4 separate regions of the Homo sapiens genome follow, and all the other regions are linked to region 1. A link is a contact called in ENCODE Hi-C or POLR2A ChIA-PET data. All regions are on one chromosome and are shown on one strand. The core of a region is the stretch at or near the end of the contact, and the rest is flanking DNA. Distances in the headings are between cores, read along the strand shown. Region 1 overlaps LOC107986045 (a long non-coding RNA gene). Region 2 overlaps TM4SF4 (transmembrane 4 L six family member 4). Region 3 overlaps WWTR1 (WW domain containing transcription regulator 1). Region 4 holds the start of WWTR1 (WW domain containing transcription regulator 1).

The links. A loop is a pair of places that touch in the nucleus more often than their neighbours do. ChIA-PET counts read pairs that join two places held with the same protein, here RNA polymerase II (POLR2A). Pooled maps may share reads with other maps.
Region 2: a loop to region 1 is called in a map of PC-9, with 7 times the contacts of the local background. The contact joins two enhancer-like sites. A Hi-C loop is called at or near these places in 2 of 168 maps with a recorded cell type or tissue (PC-9 and naive thymus-derived CD4-positive, alpha-beta T cell) and 6 of 50 pooled maps.
Region 3: a loop to region 1 is called in a map of sigmoid colon, with 3 times the contacts of the local background. The contact joins two enhancer-like sites. A Hi-C loop is called at or near these places in 1 of 168 maps with a recorded cell type or tissue (sigmoid colon). POLR2A ChIA-PET finds 5 or more read pairs at or near these places in 3 of 52 experiments (AG04450, Panc1 and activated CD4-positive, alpha-beta T cell).
Region 4: a loop to region 1 is called in a map of sigmoid colon, with 3 times the contacts of the local background. The contact joins the promoter of WWTR1 here to the enhancer-like site in region 1. A Hi-C loop is called at or near these places in 1 of 168 maps with a recorded cell type or tissue (sigmoid colon) and 4 of 50 pooled maps. POLR2A ChIA-PET finds 5 or more read pairs at or near these places in 1 of 52 experiments (BJ).

What each region holds. Positions count from the first base shown.
Region 1 is chr3:148,951,082-148,957,674 of GRCh38, forward strand. It overlaps LOC107986045 (a long non-coding RNA gene), which reads left to right. Exons shown (of 3, transcript XR_001740565.2): 3 at 4,501-5,007. Among named protein-coding and RNA genes, the nearest start is that of GYG1, 37 kb to the right of the region's middle. RefSeq lists an enhancer at 6,430-6,593. Within about 2 kb of position 4,615, at least 10 of the 41 ENCODE cell types and tissues checked have a DNase peak (open chromatin) inside an H3K27ac peak, as active enhancers do.
Region 2 is chr3:149,503,017-149,509,641 of GRCh38, forward strand. TM4SF4 (transmembrane 4 L six family member 4) reads left to right here. Exons shown (of 5, transcript NM_004617.4): 5 at 1-378. Among named protein-coding and RNA genes, the nearest start is that of TM4SF4, 32 kb to the left of the region's middle. Within about 2 kb of position 4,427, at least 10 of the 41 ENCODE cell types and tissues checked have a DNase peak (open chromatin) inside an H3K27ac peak, as active enhancers do.
Region 3 is chr3:149,537,713-149,544,280 of GRCh38, forward strand. WWTR1 (WW domain containing transcription regulator 1) reads right to left here. Exons shown (of 7, transcript NM_015472.6): 4 at 4,623-4,825. Among named protein-coding and RNA genes, the nearest start is that of TM4SF4, 66 kb to the left of the region's middle. Within about 2 kb of position 2,484, at least 3 of the 41 ENCODE cell types and tissues checked have a DNase peak (open chromatin) inside an H3K27ac peak, as active enhancers do.
Region 4 is chr3:149,654,905-149,661,107 of GRCh38, forward strand. It overlaps WWTR1 (WW domain containing transcription regulator 1), which reads right to left and starts at 3,121. Exons shown (of 7, transcript NM_015472.6): 1 at 2,861-3,121; 2 at 1,972-2,405. The coding sequence starts at 2,402. It overlaps WWTR1-AS1 (WWTR1 antisense RNA 1), which reads left to right and starts at 3,306. Exons shown (of 3, transcript NR_040250.1): 1 at 3,306-3,804; 2 at 4,474-5,415; 3 at 6,202-6,203. RefSeq lists enhancers at 2,948-3,527, 3,135-3,204, 3,765-3,974 and a silencer at 3,435-3,594.

The DNA of each region.
Region 1 (6,593 bases), core at 3,365-5,864:
AAGCCAGGAGGACAGAAGTTTTGCCAAGGAGGAGACCAGTGGCATTGGGTTCAAGAAATGGTGAAGATCTATGCCCCACTCCCAAACAGTCCTCAAGCAGTGACCTGGACTGAACCCCAGGTTTTTGGCCTTGGCACACAACAAAAAATTCCCGTGCCCAGCTTGGTAGAGGAAAGGAAGCTGCCCTCTTAAAAAGGGCAATGAACATCCTAAAATCCTCAACAGCTTTATAAATCAAGAAGAGCCTCCTAAAACTCAACTGAGATGGAATGTCCTGCTAGTTGTGGTCGGTGGGAGGGGACAAATTGATCTAATTTGGAATTGTTAAGGCCCATTGACCTAAACCACCAGATTTCTGGAGCCTCTTGATAAGAGGGAGTTGAGAGGGCTTCTTATAAGATCTGGGAATTTAATGGATAAATTTAAGGAGAAATTAGGAAAGTAGGGATCAAATCTGGATGAGATTCTGTCAAAATGAAGGTACAATTTTTATCTTAGCAAGGAAAAAATTTTTATCTTAGCAAGGAAAAAATCTAAAGTGGGTAAGAGTTGTCATTCATTTAAAAAGAAAGAAAATAGCAGTCACTTCTGTTAAAAGAAGAATGTATCTAGTCATTTTTATGGTTATAGAGTGGCCTCATCTTTATCTTGTTCCAAACATAGTCACAGAGTGGCCTTGTCTGAACATTGTTTATATTCTGTAAGCATTGTTAGTGTTCACTTGGGAACGTCATGATCCAGCAGCCAGCAGCACAAATTTTTACTTTCCTAAACAAATAAAGGAATGTATCACCACTCAGACCAAACTAATATTTACTTTATATATATACACACACATACAAATAAAATATTATGCTATACATACTATTGGATAATATGCTTTATATAATGACATAGCATCAGTAGCTTTCCATGACAGTGTTCATCAGCATCACTTTAAATGTAGGAATGGAGCTCCATCATGCAGATGAGCCAAAACGTGTTTCATTAATCCCCCATTGCTCAACATTTAACATGTTTTCCTTTGTGTGTGTATGTGTGCGTGTGTGTGTGTGTGTGTGTGTGTATTAGTTTGCTAAGGCTGCTGTAACAAAATACCACAGACTGCATGGCTTAAATAAGAGAAATTTCTTTTCTCACAATTCTAGAGGCCAGAAGTCCCAAATCAAAATGTCAGCAGGATTGATTTCATTCTGAGGCCTCTCTCCTTGACTTGTAGATGGCTTTCTTCCTCCAGTGTCTTCACATGGTCTTTCTTCTGCGTATGTCTATGTCCTAATTGCCTCTTCTTATAAGGTTACCTGTCATACTGAATTAGGACCCACCCATTGGACTTCATTTTACCTCAATTTCCTCTTTAGAAGTCCTATCTCCAAATACAGTCACATTCTCCACTACTGGGAGTCAGGACTTCAATATATGAATTTCGGGAGACCCAGTTCAGCCCATAACAATGTGAACATCTCTGTATCTATGATTTTGTGTACATCCATAGTTATTTCCTTAGGATAAATTTCTAGAGGTGAGATTGATAGGTCAAAGTGAGACCACAGTTTGAAGGCTTTTGGTAATAACATCAAATTGCCCTGGAAAAGTTGGCACGATCTATGCCCTCACCAAGCAGTACAGGAAAGTAACTTTAGCCCTGTTTCCTTCATTGTGCTTTGTAGTTTTGTGATCTCTTTTTATTGGTTTCATATTTGGCAGATTTGCCTATCTCCACATGAGTTCAGATAGCCCAACATGTTAGTGAGACCAAGACTGTAAGTTTAATAGCTTCAGTAGGAGTTTTTATCAGTAGTTATATAAACAAAGAGAATATCCTATACATAGTAAATCAGGACTGTCATTTCTATACACAAAGGACAGCAAAGTTAGATTTTTTATTGATAGAAATAGTGCCTTGATTTTTATATCAAGCATTTAATACTCTATTTTATACTCTACGACATCTCAATAAATGTTTGTTGATTATCTTTTAAATACCAACTAATTCAATTAGAAATCTTCTGGTTTCAAGTGACAGAAAACCCAACTCTAAATGGCTTAAGCAAAAAAAAAAAAAAAAAAGGAATTCATTGATTCATATTGATTCATGTAACTGAAAACCCTGTGAGACAGGGTAGCCACAGGTGAGGCTTCATTCTGAAATTAAAGGCTGCCACCACCAGGGCCCACCTCTGTTTGGCTGCCTTTGGACTAGCTCAATGCCTAAGCTCTCTGTGATGGCCTCTGGCAATGCCAAGCTGAGTCACAAAAATGGCTGCAGGAGAATCAGAAGAAAGTCACTATAGACACTAGGCAGAAAAGCAACAAATACCACTATTCTGGCTCCCATATAGTTCTAGAGCTAGCAGGAAGTTTAGAAATCATTTAGTCTAATAATTTTTAAAAGTTTTTTTGTTATGTTTTGTTTTGCTGGTAACCCTTTCTTCAGACAAGAGCTTATGATGAAGTCAAATATATAAAATAGAATTAAAAACTGAAAGGGTAAGTTGAAACAGAGGTGAGGATCCCTTGCCCCCTCGCTGCTCATTCTCCATGAGGCACCTCCAAGGAGCACACTATTAATTACTTTAGAGATAGAGAAACTGAAGCTCAGAACACATACATTGCTCATTCTGGAACATCACCCATGAATGACAGAGCCAATGGAACTCAGGAGCCTTCACCCTGTCCCGTCAGTCTTGCCGCTTCCCTCACTGGTTGCTCCTCACTGCCATTTTGAGCATTATGTTTAACTGATATCCTTGATCTAGCAACTCTGCTCCTACCAAAAAAAAAAAAACGGAAGCAGAATTGAAAAGCTCAATTGCCTGCCATCTGTGTATATGTACAGCCCTTGTGTCTCCAGCCACAGTTGGTTACTGAGACTAGCTCAGAACTGAGCAGGCTCAGAGCTACATTAAGCCTCTGTTCCTCCAAGTCCATTTGAGATTTTTAATTTCAAATCAGAAAAACAGTGCCTACATCAGTGTTTCTCAGGGTGTAATCTAAGAATTTTGTGGATACCTCTCGCTCCAAAGCCCCCTTAGGAATTCTTGAGTTTAGAAGATATTTTTGGACAAGGTATAGTGAACCAAAGCTGGAACCTAGAAATAGATGTCCTATGAGAAAGAAAGCTTATCAGTTCTAATTTAAAAGTTAGAAGTCCTTTCTTTAGTACATGATTGAGAGTTAAAACCAATACTGGAAAAAGAAATGAAAAAAGCGACCAGATTTATGCAGATAAATTTGCATAGGCAGTTAAAAATAAAATAAATATTTTAAATAAAGTAAAATAAGCAACACCATATATACCTGATGAGAAGCATCCCCTAAAATATCACTGACATGTTTTATCTGAATTTATAGCCAAGAGATGGACACAGGAAGACTGCTGTAGCTCACAAATGAATTCTCTCTTTCCTCTCTGCCTCCCATCTCCTTCTCCTACTTTGTATTAAAGCTTTTCTTATGCAAAAGATCCAGGACATAGAAGAAAACAGAAAATTTCATTAACAAATTTTCTAAAATAAAACAAAATACAACCTTAAAGGCCATTGGGACACTAAGTAACATCCTGAGCTGTATATATGCAAGATTATGGGTTAGAGCCCACAGAGAAAAGTCACAAGAGACCAGAATGGAAGAATGATTTCTGGAGAGTCTCATGAAATATAACTCTCCCTTTATATGGAGGAAAATTGTTTCTATTGAATCTATGATTTCTAGCAAACCCCACACAGAATTGTGCATTGGTATTCCACAATTAAAACCAATTTTAATTACTTGAAGCTAGATATATAGAGCCTCTCAAAATGTTCCTTGTAAAAGAAAATTTTTCCCTTGACATAGAAAAAAAAATGGAGAAAACTGACATATTTTCATGTCCCTTTTAGATCTAAAATTATTTTTGGGGTTTAGTAGAAGAAATATATTAAACCCATCACGATTTGCTCATCATAGAGCCCTGGATCTAGTACATAAAGAGATGTGACTGTTACAGGAACAATTCGAGTTGAGGAGGCATTGATTTTTCTCACATTTGGGCTTGAATAACCAAAGAAATTCCTTCATGTCCCCCTATAACCACCTGTTCACATCTCAGTTATTTGTCAGCTGATGTTGTAATTTTCTGTTACTCATCTATATTTCCCACGACATTCTTAGCAAAGGCAAGGGCTGTATCTCATTTATGATCTTGGAGGGCCTAGGAGAATGCTTGGCCCTCAAATATTCAATAAATTGAGTAGGCACTTAATAAATGGCATAGAAACAGAAGCATAAAAGTGACCAGACGAACCCATTGCAACACCCGTTCCAAGCTCTGAAATGCTACTATTTTTACCTGTTTTTCTGGATTCGCAAAAGGCTAAGTGTAAATCCCAAAGAAAGTCTGGGTCCGAAATTTCAGAAAATATGGCCAAGTAAGAATTAGAACTGTGGAAGGGGTTCTAGAAACACTGGGTGAAATGAATGTATCCTCAATGGTATTTTTTTGCTTTTTTTCTTTGCTAGTTTATTTCATCAAAAAGATCGGAAGCCTAAAAACAGCATTGTTAGGGAACTGGCAGCTCAAGACAAAGAAGCCGAACCAGAAGAGGGCACTCTTACCACAGAGATTTACAGCTAATGGTTTTTTTTTTTTTTTTTTTTTAATGTTTGCCCCTCAGCAGGGCCAACAGAGAAAGCAGGACATTCTTTCCTAAGGAGCTCATAACTCTCCCAGCCAAGCAAGAAGGAAAAGGCAAAACACCAAGGGTGAAAACTTAGCAGAGAATGCCAAAGGCAATGACCGTGCTCTCTGACCATCACACGCTGGAGGCAGAGCTTTATATGGTTCTCAAAGGATTGTTTACCTCCTCCTCACTAAACCTTAAAAAAAAATGTATTCCAAAAACGAATTACACCAAGCCAACCCACATTACTCAGTCTACGAAGCCAACCCACATTCTGGCCTGTACTGCCTTTCAACTCTTCCTATTTCCACTTGCTGGAATAAATCATTTCACTCTAGGGCCAAAACAGGTTTGATTTCATCTGTCAGAGGCCTGTAACATTAAGCGGCAGTGTGGTGCTTGTTAGAGGAGGAGCACTTGTATTCTCCCGGATCCCCTGTGGAACCGCCTGGGCTTCTGAGCTAGGGAAGCAGATAAACCCTGTCCCTGCCTTCACCCTTCTTTGGGGACAGTTATAGGCTGACGGTCTGAACTTTGGGAGAGACAGGACTTCGGTTATCCCTCTCCACTGAGGGCTGCCACCGCACACAATTGATCCAGAGATTGGGAGATGGGTAATCCATCTCATCCTGTCCCTAAAGCCCTGTCTTCCGCAGTCAGCTCTGTTTGAGGACTTCATTTGTGTACTGGTCCAAAATGTGCCCTTCTCCTAGCCTGTGTATGACTAGGAGACTACTTCAACTTCCTTGCCCACAATTCTTCTCATTGCTTACTCTAGCCAGACCGGCCTCTATGTTGTTCTTTGAACACAATTGTGTTCTTGCCTCAGGGCCTTTGCACTTTGATTGTCCCTCTATCTAGAATTATATTCTCTCAGATACCACATGGTTCACCCTCTCGCTTTCATTCAGGGTTATGCCCGAATGTCATGCCTTCCCTGAGCACGCACATCTACACTAGCACCCACAGTATTACACTCTATCCCGACACTGCTGTATTTTCTTCATAGCACTCCTCACTGCCTAACGTTGTTATAAATCTAATCATCTATTTCTGTCAACTCCGCAAAGGCAGAGACTGACTTCTATTTGTCCACAATTGGATCTGCCGTGCCTCGACACAACGGATGTTCTCAGTAAACAGAGAATTAATCAATTAAAATATATCTTTCAGCCCCTGGGTTCCCTCTTCCAGCTTCTCAGGTACTCCTCATTCACTCCAGAATTAAACTAAATCCTATGGCGTGGCATTCAGGGCTCTGATCAGACCCTGTCCTCCCTTTCTGGCCCTGTCTCCGATTGCACACCCTCCACCTGCAACGTACCCTGGAACTCCAGTCAAACCTGGATTACCATCCACTTTCATGCCTGGATGCCTTTGCTCCTGCCCTTCATTCCCTCACCACTTGCTGAAATCCTCCTAATCTCTGAACACCCATCTGACACGCTCACTCCTCACAATGAAGAGGCATTGTCCCTCCCATCCCAGCCACAGACAGTTCTTCTGTCCTCCAATGCCAGTTTGTACATCACTTGTATGATGCCCTCTGTTACAAATTATTTCTCTCTCTAACTTTCTCTGCCAGTAGACAAAGTAGAGGAACAGGATAATTCGCTCTTTTAACTTCCACACATAGAGCAGGGGCCTCGACACAGATAACCTCAGAAGCTAGGCACAAAGTAAGTGAGGTGCATGGCTGGCTTCATCAGCTCAGGCTGCCATAACAAAATGGCACGGACTGAGTAGCTTAAACAACACAAACTTATTTTCTCACAGTTCTGGAGGCTGGAAGTCCAAGTTCAAGGTTCCATCAAGGTGAGTTTCTAGTGGGGCCTCCCTTCCTAGCTTGTAGCTACCTTTTCACTGTTCCCTACAAGGTCTTTCCCCTGAATGCATGCAGAGAGAGAGCTCTCTAGTGTCTCTTCCCCTTAC
Region 2 (6,625 bases), core at 3,177-5,676, 550 kb after region 1:
CATACTACTTCTTTGTATATAAAGATGTTTATATCTTTGGAAGTTTTACATAAATCAAAGGAAGAAAGCACATTTAAAATGAGAAACTAAGACCAATTTCTGTTTTTAAGAGGAAAAAGAATGATTGATGTATCCTAAGTATTGTTATTTGTTGTCTTTTTTTGCTGCCTTGCTTGAGTTGCTTGTGACTGATCTTTTGAGGCTGTCATCATGGCTAGGGTTCTTTTATGTATGTTAAATTAAAACCTGAATTCAGAGGTAACGTAACAAAGATTGTGTGTGTTTTAGGAGGGGGGACAAAACGTTGAATGAATAACAACTCATCTTTTCTACAAATGCTTCCTTTGATCAAACAAAAAAAAGTTTTTAAAAAATTGATTTAAGTAATAATTTTGTCAGCCTATTGCCCAGGGTTAAGGTAATAAGTATTAGTATTCTATGTGTCTTATTAAGACTAACTGGCTTTATGAGTCAGGCACTAACAGGGCATCAGATCCATTCTGTTGATTTGTGTTCAAACCCCAACTTCACCACAAACCAGCTTAGGGGTCCCGGGACAGTTATTTTCAAAGTCTCAGTTTCCCCATCTGTAAAAGGACACCTGAGAGACAACCAGTCATACTGGAAATTTTGAAGTTGCCAAGGGTGAAGCAAAGGCCTGTGTGCTGCCAACGTGACTGTGTGCAATAAGAAGGGTCTCAGGGAAGTCCAAGCCAGAAAGTCTCCCTTCTGCCCTTGCCAAGCTAATAGGCTGCACCACGTAGGTCAGGCACACTGAAAACTGGGTTTGTCAAAGCCATCAATAAAGTAATTAATGATCACCTACTGTGTGCTGGCCCCCGCGGGGCTAGGCACTGAAGATACAAAGAGTTACACGCTGTAGTTTTGCCCTCACTACAATGAGAACTCTATGAGATCAGGGATTGTGTCTGACATCTGAAACTTAATAGGCAGAGGCAAGAAAGGCAGATACACTGAAGATCTCGTTGCGGGAACTATACACACACACACACACACACACTCACACACACACACACGGTGTTTCGATTCAGTTTAGACCATTTGTTTTCAAACATGGCTGATCATCAAAATTACCTAGGAAATGTTCTGAAATTACAGATTTCTGAGCTACAGCCTAGACTCACTGCATTTGCAAATCGGGGCATGAGACATGGAAGTCTGTTTTTTTTGTCAGTCTTTTCTTTTCTTTTTTTTTTTTTTGTTGTTATTGTTTGTTTGTTTTGAGACAGAGTCTCGCTGTCTGTCACCCAGGCTGGCGTGCAGTGGCGCAGCCATGTTGGCTCACTGTGACCTCCGCCTCCTGGGCTCAAGAGATTCTCCTGCCTCAGCCTCCTGAGTAGCTGGGATTACAGGCACCCACCACCACGCCTGGCTAATTTTTGTATTTTTAGTAGAGACAGGGTTTCATCACATTGGTCAGGCTGATCTCAAACTCCAGACCTCAGGTGGTCTGCCCGCCTCAGCCTCCCAAAGTGCTGAGATTACAGGCATGAGCCACCGCACCCTGCCAGTCATTTCATTTTTTAAAGCACAACAGGTGATGTCGAAAACCAGCTACTCTGAGCAACCATTGCCTTAGAACATCACCTGCAGGCACAAGGATGAAGACTGAGTCAGATCCCATTACTGCCCACCAGGAGCTCACATATCACAGATTAATACAAGGTGGTACATGCTAAATACTAAACGGTGACCCAGGTAATGATGTTCCGGGATAATGGTGTCCCGGAAGATCAGAGATGTCGGGCTATTAGGACTGATTCACTTGCCTGAGTTCTTTGATGAGGGAATTTGAATGTGGCTAAGAGGCATCAATTCTTTATCCAGGGGTTTGCAGGGATTCATTATTTTAGATAAAAAGAAATTGTAGTCATCATGAAATCTGCTCTCATTATTTTATAGATGAAGAACTGAAATAACCTTTGACGAGTTTTCACAAAAGGCCATTTTTCAAAACCAGTTACCATAAAATTACAGGAAATTGCTTACCATGGATAAGAAGACTTAAAAGGAAGAGACAGGAAACAAAGAGTAAAGATGAATGCGCCTCTCCCTTAGAGACCTCCAGATGCACACACACACCTCAAGGATGGTCTTCAGACTGTCCAGAGACTTCTGTTATGGGAGTTGCCATCTTCATTTTGCTTAATGGAGTACATTTCTTTATTTTTCTATGCTTTGGATTACAAGTTACTTGAAGCAAGAAAAGAATCTGATTCAAGTCTAGGTACTAGGAGTACCTAACCTAGCACATATTCTGATTCAAGTCTAGGTACTAGGAGTACCTAACCTAGCACATATTCGGCAATTCATAAATTTGTTGTGTGAATGGAGGTGCCCAGAGCTCTTAATTTTCTTTCTCCTGCACTCTCTAAGTGAAGTAGTGTCCTTTGCCCTGAAATAAACTGAAGAAGATTTCAAAAATGAATAGACAAGGCCAGGTGCAGTGGCTCACACCTGTAATCCCAGCACTTTGGGAGGCCAAAGCAGGAGGATCACTTGAGCCCAGAGTTCAAGACCAGCCTAAGCAACATAGTAAGACCTTGTCTCTACAAAAAAACAGAAAAATTAGCCAAGCGTGGTGACACATGACTCTAGTCCCAACTACTTGGAGGCTGAGGCAGGAGGATTCACTGAGCATGGCAGGTGGAGGCCGTGATCATGCCACTGCACTCCAGCCTGAGTGACAGGCTAAAAAAAAAAACCTAAAAAAGTAATTTAAGGCTGGGCGCAGTGGCTCATGCCTGTAATCCCAACGCTTTGGGAGGCCGAGGTGGGCAGATCACTTGAGGTCAGGAGTTCGAGACCAGCCTGGCCAACATGGTGATATCCCTTCTATACCAAAAATACAAAAATTAGCCGGATGTGGTGGTGGGTGTCTGTAATCCCAGCTATTCAGGAGGCTGAGGCAGGAAAATTGCTTGAACCTGGAAGGCGGAGGTTGCAGTGAGCTAAGATCATGCCACTGCACTCCAGCCTGGGTGACAGAATGAGACTCCATCTAAAAAAAAATAATAATAACAATAATTTTAAAAAAGAGTTGACAAAACAAGTAGGAAAGTGGATGTCTATGTGAAAATTAAACATGAGGCCGGAGTGGTCTCAGTACACAGATCCATGAGTATAAAAACTAAAATTATATTTTCTATAACCACATTTGCTTTCTAGCTCTGAATGCCATTGACCAGGCTTTACCTTGGGTCATTCTTGGGATTTTCCACCCTGCCTTAGCATTCTACTGGGCTGATGAGCACAGGGCCAACAATCCACTTGAATAGAGGAAAGGAAAAAGAGAAATACTAGCAAGACAAAACCTAAATTATTATCTCAAAATATCACCCAGCTACATATACATAATATGCTGATGGACCTGAGCTATTGGTGATGATGGGAAAAAAGGGATGAAACGAATTTGTGGATCATACTCAAACACATCAGCCACATGTACAGTTGTCGGCAAAAAGCCATTATAACAAGGTGCTGAACAAAGTTAGTGTGAGTGACATCCAGCTTCTCCTCTCACTGTTCAAACCCAGTAGTGTCTGAGGACAGCTCTGCTCTGAGCAGATTAAGGAAGACACAGAGGCTCTAGAGGATCTCCAGATGGGGGTAAAAAAAACAAAGGGTTAAATAGAGCATTCCAAAACAAACATGATTCTTTAATCTACAGAGAACCAGGAGGCAACAGGATATGGCTGAAGATTCTGGTTTGATCTCATAAAAAAGAAATCAAAACACTTGCAGTACATTCCAATTTAGTCACCACGACATGGAATAACTGCCTTGGCACTCAACTCTTAAAATGCAGGAAAGAGAATTCTAGGACACACCATAATTTATTCCCAGTCTAAGCATCCAAAGATGATTTAGGGAAAAAAAAGAAAGAAAAGAAAAGAAAAGAAGAAAAGAATACATCCAGGGTTTAGAACAATTAATGAGGGAGGACCACTGATATTGGCCCCAGGGGGGCAAATATCCACCTTTCTACAAAATTACCTTTTCCTGTGTTAGAAACATTAATAGTGTGACCTTGACTTTAACCCAATGTATCAGTCAGGGTTCAATCAGAGATCAAATACCTATGTCTACACACACACACACACACACACACACACACACACAAATTTGCTACAGGGATTTGACCTTACATAATTGTTGGAACTAGTTAAACAGTCTCTGTCAGAGAGTCGTCTTTGTGACTGATGCTGGATCTTGAAGTCCACAGAGCAGGCAATCAACAGGGCAGTCAGATTTGGATGTAAAGCCTGAGAGAGAAGAACAAGCTGTAACCCATAAGCACGAATTGGAGCCATGAGGGTGGACTGGAACCCTTTTCATTCTTGTTGCCTCTGACGGTATGGGTGCCTGCAGAAGCTGGAGCCCTTTGTCACGGAGCTAAAGACACACTGGCTGGCCCAGGAGACCCAGGCACTGAAGGAGAATCCTGGGGAAGATGAACAGTTGCAGGCCCAGTAGTCCTGTGTCAGTGAGGGGAGGCAGTGGATAGCAACCGTGCATGCAAGCTAAAAAGCAGATACTCCTTCTCTTCTGCCTCCAAAACTTTCAAGAATCCCTCCTGCGGCGCGCCCTAACAGGAAACACAGGAAAGGGAATTTGGGGAAATGTAGTTCTGTTTAGCCTGGCACATTATCAAACTGCTGTACCCGATGTAGAGAAGAGAGTGGCTTTTTAGTTTTCTTGTCTGTGTGTGTGTGTGGTTTCTTAGTCTAGGTCAGGGTTTCTCAACCTCTACACTACGGAAAACCTGCCACATTCTCCCATGACACGCTGTACGTGTCTGATTGCCTGTGTCACATTAGGTCACCAAACTTGTTCTTCCCCCTGGACTGAGAACTCAGAGACTATCTCATCAACGTTTGCATCTCTTTCAAGCGCTGGGCCTGGCACATGGTAGGTGCTCACTCAGTGGGATGTTATCATTGTTATGATGGTGTGACAAAGTTATTCTGCTCAAGGGAAAATGAAAGGGCTGCTCAAGCATTTTGGAATCGGGCCGTTCATAATAAAAATAACCCCAGACCTTGGTAAGTGATGTGATTGACCAAGTGATTGACCACATGTTCACAGTTGCCCGTTTCTTACCCTCTGCTTTGTCATGACCACACTTTAGTCAGGCCCCAGCTCTGCTTGCCCCAAAGCCTGAGCTGGCATGAAAATCCCCATTATCAGCTTAGCCAGAGAACTGTTCCTGTCAGTCTCTGCCCCCTTGCTTGCCCAACTTCCCGTTTCTGCTAAGCTCTGCCTACCTCTCCCAATAAAAGAAAATCTTTTTCTGTTTGTCTCTGAGACATTTGCAAATTCCTGAGATTGGAGTGTTTTCCCTATTGCAATAGTCCTTTTGAGTAGTGTTTCTCCTTATCTAAGTGCATGTTTGTTTTTATTTGACACAAGCCTATGATATAGAAACAACGATAAGCCCCATTTTGCATAAAAGTAAAGTGAGGCTTAGAAAAAATAAATAACTTTCCCAGGGTCCCATAAACAGCAAATAGGAAATTCAGGATCCAAAGCCAAATAAATGGTCTGACTGAGGGTGAGTCCACTCCCTCCACCACTGAGCTAGATATCTCACCAATTCTAAAATCATCTAGGAAGGAATGCTTGGATTCCTACATAGAACTGAAAATAATAAAAAGTGTTTTTTGTTTTTGCTTGTTGGGGTTGTTTGTTTTGTTTTGTTTTGTTTTTGAGACAGAGTCTCGTTCTGTAGCCCAGGCTGGAGTGCAGTGGCACGATCTCGGCTCACTGCAACCTCCACCTCCCGGGTTCAAGTGATTATCCTGCCTCAGCCTCCCGAGTGGCTGGGATTACAAGGTGCCCACCACCACACCCGGCTAATTTTTGTATTTTTAGTAGAGATGAAGTTTTCACCATGTTGGCCAGGCTGGCCTCTAACTCCTGGCCTCAAGTGATCCACTCGCTTCGGCCTCCCAAAATGTTGGGATTACAGAAGTGAGCCACCGCACCCGGCCAAAGTGTTACTCTTTTTAGTGGCATAATTTTTACTGTTCATTTCACCTGAATTAGGGAAAACTATCAACTAAAATATAATCAATATCAGTATTTTTATATGATTACTCAAAGCACCTCTCATGAAGAGAACTGCACATAGCAGCCTGCACTTATTCCTATGCTTTTTATTTCCCAAGTCATTCTATTTAGTGGTTTTACTTTGTCTGTGTGTAAGAGGCCAGAATGCAGAGACAGGCTTCTATAATCCTCAGAGTTAAAAGAAAAGAAAAGGCAACTCCCTGTGATCTCTGCCTTCTGTGATGGGCTGATCCTGTCCCTTCTCCCCTGCCCACCTTCCCACCAAGAGCTCTCACTCTGGTACAAACATGTCCTTCAGGGATAGCTGTGCTATTATCACCCTACTTGAAAGCTGAGGAAACTGAGGCTTGAAGAGGTTGCACAACAAGCCAAGGACACTGAGCTAGTCATGGCAGAACAGGCATTAAACCTAGGACACCTGTACCTCAAGTCCAAGCTCCCCACCACCTGGCTGTCCTGCCTGTCCCCCTAAGTGTCAACACAAAGACGTCCAATGGCGGAACTACAGCTCTCCTGCACTCCACTGGTCAGG
Region 3 (6,568 bases), core at 1,234-3,733, 580 kb after region 1:
CAGTGCTGCCCCTTTGGAGTCTACTCTTTCTGTACTGTCAACCCTGGCAAGTGCTCATCTCTTCTCTGTCCCCATAGTTTTGCTTTTCCAGAACGTCACATAAATGGAATCATACAGGATGTAGTTTTGGGGGGAAGTCTGGTTTCTTGCACTTAGCAAAAACACTTTTTTAAATGCTAATCACTAAAGTAACTCAGTAAATTATATTTTTAATTTTTTTTTTTTGAGACAGAGTCTCACTCTGTTGCCCAGGCTGGAGTGCAGTGGCTCGATCTCAGCTCACTGCAACCTCCACCTCCCAGGTCCAAGAGATTCTCCTGCCTCAGCCTCCTGAGTAGCTGAGACTACCGGCACCCGCCATTATGTCTGGCTAATTTTTGTATTTTTACTAGAGACAGGGTTTCACCATGTCGGCCAGGCTGGTCTCGAACTCCTGACCTCAAGTGATCTGCCCGCCTTGGCTTCCCGAAGTGCTGGGATTACACGCGTCAGCCACCACGCTTAGTCAAAAATTAAAATTTTTTTCTACTTAAAAAAACTCAACAAATCAAATTTTAATTTCCTTAAAAAAATGAAGAGAAAGCAAAACTTCAATAAGAATTGCTTTTTTTTTCTAGAGTTGCCATTTCTTTGGTGAACCTGAAGTAGCCTCACAGCCTTTGGGAAATTCAGTAAAAATAAAAGAAAACTCTATCACAGACAAAAGACTTCCTTTCACAGAAATGCACTCTTTATGTCTTCCATGTTAGATTCCTGGTACCCCTCCACTTGAAGTGTCTGCCGCATTCCAAGATAATTCATCAATTATCAGATACAAGTAGCTCAGCTCTGTTGCTACACCAGCCAATGCTAGATTGGAGGGACTGCATTTAAGGAAATTCTCCTGCTTCAGAAGATTCCTTATCAGCAGAGATACCAAACCTTACTGGCTCTTTTGATCCTAATTCTGTAGCCAGTAACCTGAGGGGTCACTGGAAAGAAAAAGGAGTATCTGATGCTCACTTTCACAGAACTCTGCTCAGGTGCATCTGGTCTCAGTTCCAGTAATGAAAGTCAAAGATGGTAGCCACTGGGCCCCTGTGAAGCAGGGAATGGTTTTAATTTACTCTTCTGGTCTTTAACTTGGATTAAAGTTAATTATTTTTCCTTTTCTGCAAAAATACAAGTTATCTGAAGGCAGTCACATCCCATTTACCTGTCTGTTATTTTCTACTAAATAAATATTGATTGAATGAATGAAGAGATAAAGGAATGAAGGAAGGAAAAAAAATATGAGCTTCCATACTGAAATAATGAAGGCTCACTTTAGATTTGTAATCAAAGTTTCCTCAGATCCATTTTGTTAATGTTCTCGCATGATTTCAATGCCAATGAGTTAATAGGTGACCCTTTGGCATTGTGGTATACATCAAATCATGCAACAAGGACCAAGGAGTTGTTTTTTTCATGGCACAACATCATCAAACTATATGCCTAGTGGAACAACGGCATAGCAGAAGGAACAGGAAGAAAAATGAAACAATATTTATATAGCATATTCTCCACAGGGATCTTTCAGATTCGTCGTATCATTCAAGAATGATAAAACTATAGACAGCGTGATAATTTATTAGTAATTAGGGGATAAATTCATCTACTTATTAAATTTTGCCAACCTCCCTTTCTACTACAGAAAGAGAGCATAGCCTGGGGCCTTGCTCCCAGACAGGCTCAGTTGGTAGAAGGGCAGGTAGGTCTAGGCCTACCTGCAGGGCCTGGGCCCCAAGAAGACAGGCTGTACAATTAAGGCCGCCTACAAGCAAGAGGAGAGCCAGTGTAATTACAAACTGTCCACTGAGCAAGGGATATTCAGGCAGTTGTTGACTACCCAGGACATAGGGGTAGGACAGAGAGAACAAACAGAAGTGTACAGATAATCTTTAAATTTCACCAGAACCACCACTTCCCCCATCTCTCCAAATTCCTACCAGATGCTGGAAGGCAACTAAACAAGTGAGCCAAAGATCACTTTTAATTCCAGTCCATTTCCCTGCTGCTGCCATGGCTTAGGTTCAAAAAGTGAAGCAGAAAATCACCAAAAGAGTTCAAAAAATCCACCAAGATGAAACACAGAGCCCACACCTGAATACTGAATAATCAGGTGTCCTGGCAAATGCCCCAGAAAACTATTATAGAACACTCCAATGCCATTTATTATATGGTCTTAAATCATATCTTTGACAATCAGGAGCATGCTGCTTCTGCATGGGGAAAAAATCTGCCATGATTAAAAAGTCTATTTAGACCTTTTCCTGTACTCCCTAACAAAAATAAAAAGGCATCAGAACACCAGAACCAACCACTCCACCATTCCATCTCCTCCTAACTACACACACACACACACACACACACACACACACACACACACACACAGAGTCAAGGCTGAACTACATGAGTCCCTGTGAGCAAATCTGGACAATCTTTTCTCCTGCTTCATATACAATGCAACAATGCAATTGCTCACTATGATGCAGCACAACGCCCCACGTTCCACAGCCTCCAAGGATCAGCATTTAAGGAACTTGGTTGGCATTTCTGTAATATGAACCATCAGTACTACATCCTGGTTCAAAGGCACCTACAGCTGGAATAAAGGAAACAATTTGGGGCACTTTTCCCACCCCTTTTCAGAAATACTTTCTGTGGGAAAGAAGGAGGAGAAGCAAGAGAAAGAGAAACACACCCGCAAAAACAGAGAAGCAAGTCATTCTTTGCAGAATGGTCACAACTTTGTGTAAAGAAAAAACTCACTAAAGCTCATTTAAGTATAAAACTGAGAATGTATAAAATGCTGTTGGGATACTGTTTAATTTACCTTACATTATAAAACAGAAAAATTATTCCAAATAAAATTATTATTCAAAGACAGAAAACAATTAACAATACAATTACTTCCCATCAAGAAACATGACACTATATATCTAAAATCAGTATAAACAACCGTTAGCCTGAAATAACCGTGAAAGTTCAAACATAAATCCTCAGGGTAAAAGACACAACTGTAGTTACCTAATTATTAAGTTGTATTCCTCAAATTTGGAGGAAAGTTCAGCTGAGCAACAAAGCACAATTTATATTCATTTTCCTTATTTTCAAAGACTATATCTGAGAAATGATTTTAATTTACCATGCATTTTAAACCTCACACAATATAGATTTCTTATATCCTGGAATGTATTTGATGAGAAATACATTATTCATTCATGGAAGTCAATGTGTATTTTTGAAAGTATCAAATGTAGCTTTAAAAAAACAGCATTTACCCTAACATGCTCGGTCCTTTCCTCCAAGAAAGTTCTCTGGAATGTTAAAACTACTTATTTCTCTAATTTCTCTAAAGTAGCAAAAGGAAGTTATTCATGTATCTTGCTTCATGTGAGTCACAAAACAAAGTCTGAAAAGTTAAAACAATAAACTGAAGCTTTTCTCCCCAAAAATGTAGCCAGAAAAAAAGCATGAGACCTGAAAACATGGGTTATATTAGTTTAGCAACACAGAAGAAAGAATTCTGCTCTTCCATAGACCAAGCCACTGAAACAGGGAGAGCACTGTGGGTTCTTTTAGGAATTCTCTTGTATTCGTTTTTGAAGTACAGCACTGAGCCTGACCCACAGAGGGCACACGGCAACACACTCCTGACTGACGGAATGAAAACTGAATGAATGGAGTATGGTACAAAAGTGCCTGATTGATGCCCAGGCAGTTTTGCAGAGCACTCTGTTGGAGTCCATATACAAACCACTTTCCCTTCTCATTCTCCCTTCAGCTTCCCTCTTTTTCATGCTCTGTGGTGGACCAAGATCCTTTGTCATTTCTTCTGAGGAACATCCACTCCACTATCTGCTTGAATCTCGGGGGGTTCTCTGTGACTACTTTGACCAAGAGAGTGTGGCAAAAGCGACTCCACGACCGTTTCCAGAGCTAGGCCCCAAGAAATTGGCAACTTCTACTTCCTGTCTCTTAGAATGCTTTTTCTTGAAAACCCAGCTGCTATGGAATGAGTACCACTACTCTGAGATCGCCACACCATAGATCCCAGGCTTTTGTTCCAGCTTAGCCCAGTCTTCCAGCAATCCTCACCATCATGCCACCCACTTAGGTAAAGCCATTGTGAACTATCCAGACCAACCCACCTACCAGTTGAATACCACTAAATGACCTCAGTCAATGCCATGTAGAGCAGAAGAATATCCCAGGTGAGCCCCTTCTAAATTCTGACCCACAAAATTGTGCGATATAATGAAATGGCTATTTAAGCAACTACATTTTGGGATAATTTGTTACACAACAACAGACTCTTGTCTCTCTACTTTCTCCTTTCTCTCCTTCTAAAGACTAGCAGTGGAAGCCAAAGGCAGCCATGCTAATACAGCTCGTCCTTGTACCCTTAAGCTTCGTTCTGAAAAGGCAGGCAGAACACTGAGAGAAGAAACTGGATTTTAATCAAGAGGCTTGGAGTAGGGCTTTGAGCCCTATTGTCTCTTCTTCTCTAGAAGAATTACCCTGAAGGTAAGCAGCTACCTACCCATCAGCTTTGGCACCAAGGCCAGGGAGCCTCCACCAGACACCATGGAAAGCCATACCTGCCTCATGAGCTCCTCTTGGCGCATTCGAATCCTTTCTCTCTCCATCTGGATTCTCTGAAGCCGCAGTTTCTGCTGCTGCTGCTGCTGAGTGGTCAGCGCATTGGGCATACTCATGAGCCCTGCGGGTGGGTTCTGAGTGGGGTGGTTCTGCTGGCTCAGGGTACTGGGGGCCATCTGCTGCTGGTGTTGGTGATTCATCACTGCAAGAGGGAAGAACATACAGATTAATGACCAGGGCCCACAATACCTTATCAAAAATAGACCATCAGAATGTTTTCTGCTTTGGAGTATAGATTCCTGAGATTCCTTCCAAAGTACTTTCCTGTTAACCATTACTGTTTAAGTAATTATTACCTTAATTCAATTCACGGAGGCTCGAATACTGGCCCCAATCCTGACTCATCTAGCCTCGGCTTTTGTTTCTGTTAAAATCTCATTTCACACCTCCCTGTCTAGAGTACATTTTAAGCCTTACATAGAACATAGTGGTCTAAAGCAAATTCCACAAAGGTTATCACAAGTTATGAGATAATTTCACCAGATCATTTGTGTGTGTGTGTGTGTGTGCATGTGTATACTTTCTCAGTTAATTTGTGTGTTTATGGCAGAGGTAAGGAGGGCATGTGATCTTTGGTACACAAACCAGTGAATTGACAAACAACATGTAACACAAAGCACCTAGATCAGGAGCCGACATATAAGGAGGACTCCATTAATCCTTTGTTTGAAAAGCATGCTGCAAGGAAGCCTGAGCTATGAGCTAAACTCAGGAACAAATATCTGACTGAGAAAAAAATGTTTGTTTCTTCAAAGGGAGAAATTAGTGAGAAAGAAATTATGCAGAAATGCTAAACATGTTGTGCCTGGATAAACGCATGAGAAATATTTTCAATTTTTTTAAAATGCTCTATTTATCTGCATTTAACAACCAGTGAAATTTCAGCATATAGAACTTCACTTTACGGCCAGGAGCAGTGGCTCACGCCTGTAATCCCAGCACTTTGGAAGGCCAAGGCGAACGGATCATGAGGTCAGGAGATCGAGACCATCCTGGCCAACATGGTGAAACCCCATCTCTATTAAAATACAAAATAATTAGCCGGGCATGATGGTGCATGCGTGTAGTCCCAGCTACTCAGGAGGCAAAGGTCAGGGACTCGCTTGAACCCGGGAGGCGGAGGTTGCAGTGAGCCGAGATCGCGCCACTACACTCCAGCCTGGTGACAAAGAAAGACTCTGTCTCAAAAAAAAAAAAAAAAAAAAAAAGAACTTCACTTTACAAAAATAATTTTAAAATCCTTAAATAAATTTTATAATTGGTATTTCTGCAAAAATGCATTTATAAAAGTGCTAGTTTTTCTCAAAATTGTTTACCAGTCAAATTTGCTTAACTTCTGCTGGGCAATGTCATGTAATAAAGAAAACCATGCTTTTCAGTCTATTTCCTCCTAGGTCAGGGTCAAAGAAAACAAGGTATAATTTTATATACTCACTTCATTTCTGAGAAAAAAATTCTCAATTTTTGCTATATTTGGTATCATTAACTTTAAAACATTTTATAATATATGTATATTTTTTATAATATTTCATATATATGTATATATTTTAAACATAGAGACGAGGTTTCACTATGTTGCCTAGGCTGGTCTTGAATTCCTGGGCTCAAGCAATCCTCTTACCTTGGCCTCCCAAAGTGCTGGGATTGCAGGTGGAAGCCACCACGCCTGGTGGCTTAAGTTAAATACTTTTCATCTTCAGTTTGCTATGCATATTATGTAGAAATATGATTTACAAGTAAATCTCCTTAAATGAATTTAAGTAGCCCAAATCTCCATATATTAAATATATGTATTAAATGTATAATATATGTGTATATTTGAACGACATATATGTACATTTGAAAGACAATACCAACACTGAAGCTTTTCTAGAGAAGAATAGAT
Region 4 (6,203 bases), core at 1,871-4,370, 700 kb after region 1:
CGAGGTCAGGAGATAGAGACCATCCTGGCTAACATGTTGAAACCCCGTCTCTACTAAAAAAAATACAAAAAAGTAGCCGGGCTTGGTGGCGGGTGCCTGTAGTCCCAGCTACTCGGGAGGCTGAGGCAGGAGAATGGCGTGAACCCGGTAGGCGGAGCTTGCAGTGAGCCTAGATCGCGCCACTGCACTCCAGCCTGGGCGACAGAGCGAGACTCCATCTAAAAAAGAAAGAAAGAAAGAAAGAAAGAAATCATGTAGGGCTGGGCATGGTGGCTCAAGCCTGTAATCCCAGCACTTTAGGAGGCCGAGGCAGGCAGATCACTTGAGGTCAGGAGTTCAAGACCAGCCTGGCCAACATGGTGAAACCTCGTCTCTACTAAAAATACAAAAATTAGCCAGGCGTGGTGGTGGGTGCCTGTAATCCCAGCTACTCAGGAGGCTGAGGCAGAAGAATTGCTTGAACCCAGGGGGCGGAGGTTGCAGTGAGCCGAGATTGTGCCACTGCACTCCAGCGTGGGCGACAGAGTGAGACTTTGTCTCAAAAACAAAAACAAACAACAAACAACAACAACAAAAGTCATGTTATTACATCATATTCTTGACTCCACCAGCTACTTAGAAGTCAAAGGACTGAGCACATGTCCAAACTATCACTCAATAACCCAGAGAAGACCAGCTGTGGCATAAATGACCATCAAGTCTGTTTCAGAATCTCAGCATTACACCAATCTCAGAAACAACAAAAGAACTCCTTGGACAAGATATCAACAGCCTTGAGATGGGGAAGTAATAAGAATTGGTCACTGGTATGAATCAATGGGCTCACTATAGTAAACTTCATCCATCACTGTGTATTCATTCTTAGGGCTCTCTCATAGCAATCAGAGCATCAAATATTAGTGCCAAAGAAAGGCTTGATTAAACTTTTAAAATTGTACATAGTGTCTTCACTTTTGCACTAAGGCTACTCTACTAAAGAAATATGGGCTTTAAAATGAAGTCTAAGTCAAGTTCTTAGGAGAGGAGTTTCCCTCACTGGCAGTGCAGGCAATCCTGAAACAAGTGGTTAGGCTGGCACAACCTCCATCTTTGATAGCCTGACCCTATGACCTCAATGGAACATTTCAAGTTCCAGCCTGGTTTCTCCTGAGGAATGTAGTTATCTTAGGGTACCACAATTGAAACAACCTCCTCTAGTGTTTGAGAATATATTTTCCTGTGGGGTGTAATTTGAAAATTTCAACTAATGTAAAATTCATGACATCAAAAAGCTGGAACAATGTGAAAGGAAGAAGAGTGACAAAGCAGGCTTGTGATTTGATGGTATTTTAGGTTAACAAGTTTAATGTAATAAAACTCCTAACAATTTCCACACGATTGATTTGTCCAGCCCACAACTACTCCACCACACAGTTGCTAATAACATCACTGTGCTGTGTGGTCATTATGTCACCCAGCTGGGAGCACTATGGCCTACCAACCACTGTTCACTTTTCCAGCTTGCTTTTCCCAAGAAGATAGAAACTGCAGACCACCTACTTCACCAAAAGTCCCTCTGTTCCCCAAGCTTCACAGCTTTTCTCTGATTTATCTCGGTGTCACATCCCAAAGGGCCTGGCTCTGGACTATCTGACTTAGAGTGGCCAAGGAAGGGACTAAGGGTCTGTGCCCAAGAGTTGGCTTCAGTCCTGCAGATTCAAGGCAAAGTCACCTGTGTGTTTTATGGTGGATGAACTTCACCACTGCTTCTGATCCCTGCTTCTGATCCCTTACAATTCCAACACTCAGAGACTCACTCCCTGCTTCCAGCTCTCCATATCTGTGAAATAACCGTGGAAGGACACGCACCATCTCTCTCTTTCTCTCTCTCTCTCTCTCTCTCTCTCTCACACACACACACACACACACACGAACACACGCGCGCGTTGGGCACTGTGACTTGGTGCCTTCTTCGGCTCCAGGCTGACTTACTTGAGGAAGTACCTCTGGCCAGTGGCCGTGAAGGTCATCTCCCAGCCCGGGGGCAGTGGCAGCTCGTCGGTCACGTCGTAGGACTGCTGGCGGAGGTGCGCGTGCTGCTGCGCGGGGCTACCCGCAGCACCCGCGCCGGTGCCCAGCTGCAGGGACGCGGGCGACGAGTGCGAGCGGACATGCTGGGCACCCCCAGCCAGTCGAGGCCCCGGGTGGCCGCCCGACGAGTCGGTGCTGGACTGGCGCGAGTGCGAGCCCGAATCAGGCTCCTTAAAGAAAGACTCCGGCAGGATCTTCTTCCGCCACGAGCTAGGCTTCGGATTCATGACAGAGTTGAAGAGGGCTTCGAGGTCTGTGTCTAGGTCCTGCGTGACGTGGATCACTTGCTGCCCAGGCGGCGGGAGCGGAGGGGGCGCCGAGGCCGGATTCATCTTCTGCAAAAAGAAGGTCAGATCAGCCTTTTATTTAAAGTCGGAGGAAGTGGGTAAGAGGGTTACAGGGTGAGAGGGCGAGATGGTGGGAGAAAGAATAGAGGGAAAAGGAAACGAGGAGACAGATAATTGCCCGCCTGGAGATCCCAGACACTCAGCGGTAAGACCAGCAGGATGGGGGAGGGGTCCCTCCTGGCCTCGAGAATTATGCAACTTTCTTGAAGCAAAGAAGTTGCCTGGAGGAGGAGAAGATAGGGCGAGGGGTGGAGGGAATAACTGCACTCGGGGCTTGCTGAACCGCAGGATGGCAAAGGAAAGGTCGCACGATTCCAGGACAGGCAGCCCCCCGAAAGAAGTTCAGCCCGAGCCAACTCCACCACGTCTCGACTCCGGAAGCCCGAGGAGCCTGGAGCCCTGGAGTGGTGCCGGATGAGCGCGCGAGCTCCAGCGGGCACTACCTGGGCGGGCAGCGAAGCTGAGCCTGAGCGCGCGGCGGCCGCCGTCCCGCCCGAACTTGCCGTCGGGCCTGGGTCGCTCGGGTGAGTCCCGAGATTGCGGAGCTGGAGCCGAGGCTTGGCTGACAAATCCCGACCCGACTCTGTGCCTGGCAGTCTAAGGGCTTCGGCTCTCACATCCCCCGAGCTGGCCTAAGGCGCTAGTGCTGGGCGAAAAGGAGGCGCAGGAGAAGCAGACAGCGCGGCCGCAGCAGCTCCCGGACTGTCCCATAAACAAAGTTTGGAGCAAACTCCCACCCCCAGGAAAGAGGCGGGCCCGAAAGTTGAGCTGTTGAATTATGTATGACCTCCTAGTCCCTAGCCGGCCAGCCCCCGCTCGCCCCTCCTCTTCCTCCTCCTCCTCCTCCCACCTCGGCTCCAGAAAACCCTGGGCGTGATGGGTACTTTACTGGGTAAGAGGAGACGGGTGCCCCCCACCCACTCCTCCCGGCCGCGCGGACCTCTCCCGCTCAGACCTGCATCTGCATTCCTTTGAGTTTACCACGGACTTGGGGCGGGATCAAAGGGAAAGTGGCCTGAGCCTGTTTCATCAAGGGGTTGTGGACCGAAACCAAGGCCGGGGGTGGCGGAGGGCACGCGGATGAGGGGCTCAGGCCTAGGAAGGGCCGGTCCTGGACACCGCGCCCTCCCCTGCAGCCAGGCGCCGAGGCCTGCAGCACCCGGAGCGCCGCACTGACCCGCGATTCTGCCCGAAGGCCGGCCCGGGTGCGCCCCGGCGCGGGGAGACACCAACAAGGCCAGCTTTTCCACGAGAGGCTGCTTAGCTCTTGTGACCATATTTGGTCTGGCGAGGAGGCATCTTGGCTGCCTGGCTCTCAATTGTCTGCTAGAGCACAGACGGTGCCCAGAAAGTGCCTCTGTCACTGGAGATGCGGCTTCGCCAACGGGTGGGTTGTAAACAAACAACTTTCAAACCATTCATCAATCCTTAATTTCCTCTACGGGGGTGACTCAGGCCACTAGAGATTGAGAAGAAAAAGCTGGGTGTTGGAAGAGAAGAGCAATTGCACCCCCCTCCCCCGCAACATCCGTGAGGGTTGTGGGAGGATTGGAATGTCCCTGCCGCCCTCCGGGGAGCCTGGAGCCGGGATGGAACCCGAGCAGGTGGCTGGAAGTAGAGAGGGTGCGCCAGTGACCCGAAAAAAGCCACCCACCTTCCCACCAACTAGATCTGGGCGAGGGATGGAGACCCCCTGCCTCTAGCTAAGGGAAGAAGGTCAAGTCTGGCGAAACAGCTGCGGGAAGTAGGAGGAGGCCTTGCCCTTCAGAGCAGCTCAATTTCTTTTCTCTCTGGTTGCCTCTCCACTGAGGGGAAAGGGTGGGGGGAGATGGCGAGGTAAGCCAAATTCCAGGAAGCCCCTACTCCACCCCATTTGATTCAAATAGGAGTTTATTAAGTAAATCAAACGAGACAATGTAAAGCACTTCGCACAGCACCGGGCTGGTTACGTAAGTGTTTGTTAAATAAAAGAGAACTGTATGTTCTTCAAGTTCACGTATTGTGCCTTAATTTTTTTTTTTTTTTTTTTGAGTGACGTCTCCCTCTTGTCCCCCAGGCTTGAGTGCAATAGCTCCATCTCAGCTCACTGCAACCTCCGCCTCCCGGGTTCAAACGATTCTCCTGCCTCTGCCTCCCAAGTAGCTAGGATTAAGACGCCTGCCACCACGCCCAGCTAATTTTTGTATTTTTTAAAAGCAAAAATGGGGTTTCACCATGTTGGCCAGGCTGGTCTCAAATCCTGACTTCAGGTGATCCGCCCGCCTCAGGCTCCCAAAGTGCTGGGATTACAGGCATGAGCCACCGCGCCCAGCCTGCCTTAATATTTTTACAGGGTAAAATAAAGTCGAAGTTAAAATCTGGAGCTGCCTTGGAGGAGAAAAGTTTAAGGAAAAGACAAGGCCACTCATAGTTTTGCCTCGGAAAAGGTAGAATTTTGGGGCCACTCCCTGAATGGCTGCATCCATATCCAAAACAGAACCACCAAAGTGAGCCACTTCCCCTGTTATCTGTACTTGGAGGTGGCTCCAATTCCAGACTCCTCATAGACTGGAAGAAATTAGGGCCATCTTAGACTAAGGCAGGCATACACGTATCATCCTTTTTTTTTTTTTTTTGAGATGGAGTCTCACTCTATTGCCCAGGATGGAGTGCAGTGGCATGATCGCGGCTCACTGCAACCTCTGCCTCCCTGGTTCAAGCAATTATCCTGCCTCAGCCTCCCGAGTAGCTGGGATTCTGTGCAGCAAGTCCTCTGCCCATAGGACTGGCAAAAGGAAAGGGGAAACTAGCACAGGTCACTCCTTGGAAAGTAGAATCTTTGCAAGCTACTCTCAGAAGCCATCACAGTTGCAACAACAGGGGAAATAAGCTATCGAACAAGAGGAAGTGACTGGAACCTAATGATACTAATTCAGAAGTCACAAGGCTGACTTGATGATTAAAAGATGAAAACTTGAGGCCAGCCCTACTCTAGGAAAGTCCTCACTCCCGAAGAAAGGTGAGAATCAGGGTTGGAATTAGATGGGCAGTGAGAATCTGGGTTGGAACTGGATGGGCAAGGATGCAGTCTTCGTTTCTTTCCAAGCTTCAAGAAATAGATAGTGCAACAGATAAAGTAGATGTATGAAACGGAAATTGCCCTTAACACAGGATAACTGAAAAACTCCCAGTTCCCAAATAGCATATAAGATGTAATAGTGAATAATTCAAAAGATTTGCTGTTGTCCCAGCCATTCCAACAACAGCTTCAGATTAAATAACATTTACAGATGTCTTGTATGTATCAGGTACTGCCCGTAAGAGGCAGCACAGTGGATAAGTGTATAATTTCTGGAACAAAACAGCTGAGTCACTTCAGACAAGACATTTAAGCTCTCTATTCTTGGGTTTCCTCCTTTGTAAATTAGGGACAATAACAGTACCCACCCCACAGGATTCTAGGTGAAAACACATACACATTTTATTTGTTGATATTTGATTTAGAACACAATATTTGAAGCTGGCTCTATCTGCTACATTATGCAAGTAGCTTAGCATTCCTAAGTCACAGTTTACTCATTTACAAATTGGAAATAATATTGTGGTAGTCTCTCTGCTGCGTTGCTGCCTTTCAATGGCCCAGCCTCATGTTATTTATACCTTTACGTAGCCCCTTCCACTTAATCTGGACTGGGCCAGTGATTTGCCTTAACCAGGAAAATGTGGCAGTGAAGTTGTGCCACTTCCCTGCCTTTCCCATCCCATCCCCTAGGAAGGTATGGAAGCTTCCACTTTGTACTTTTAGGA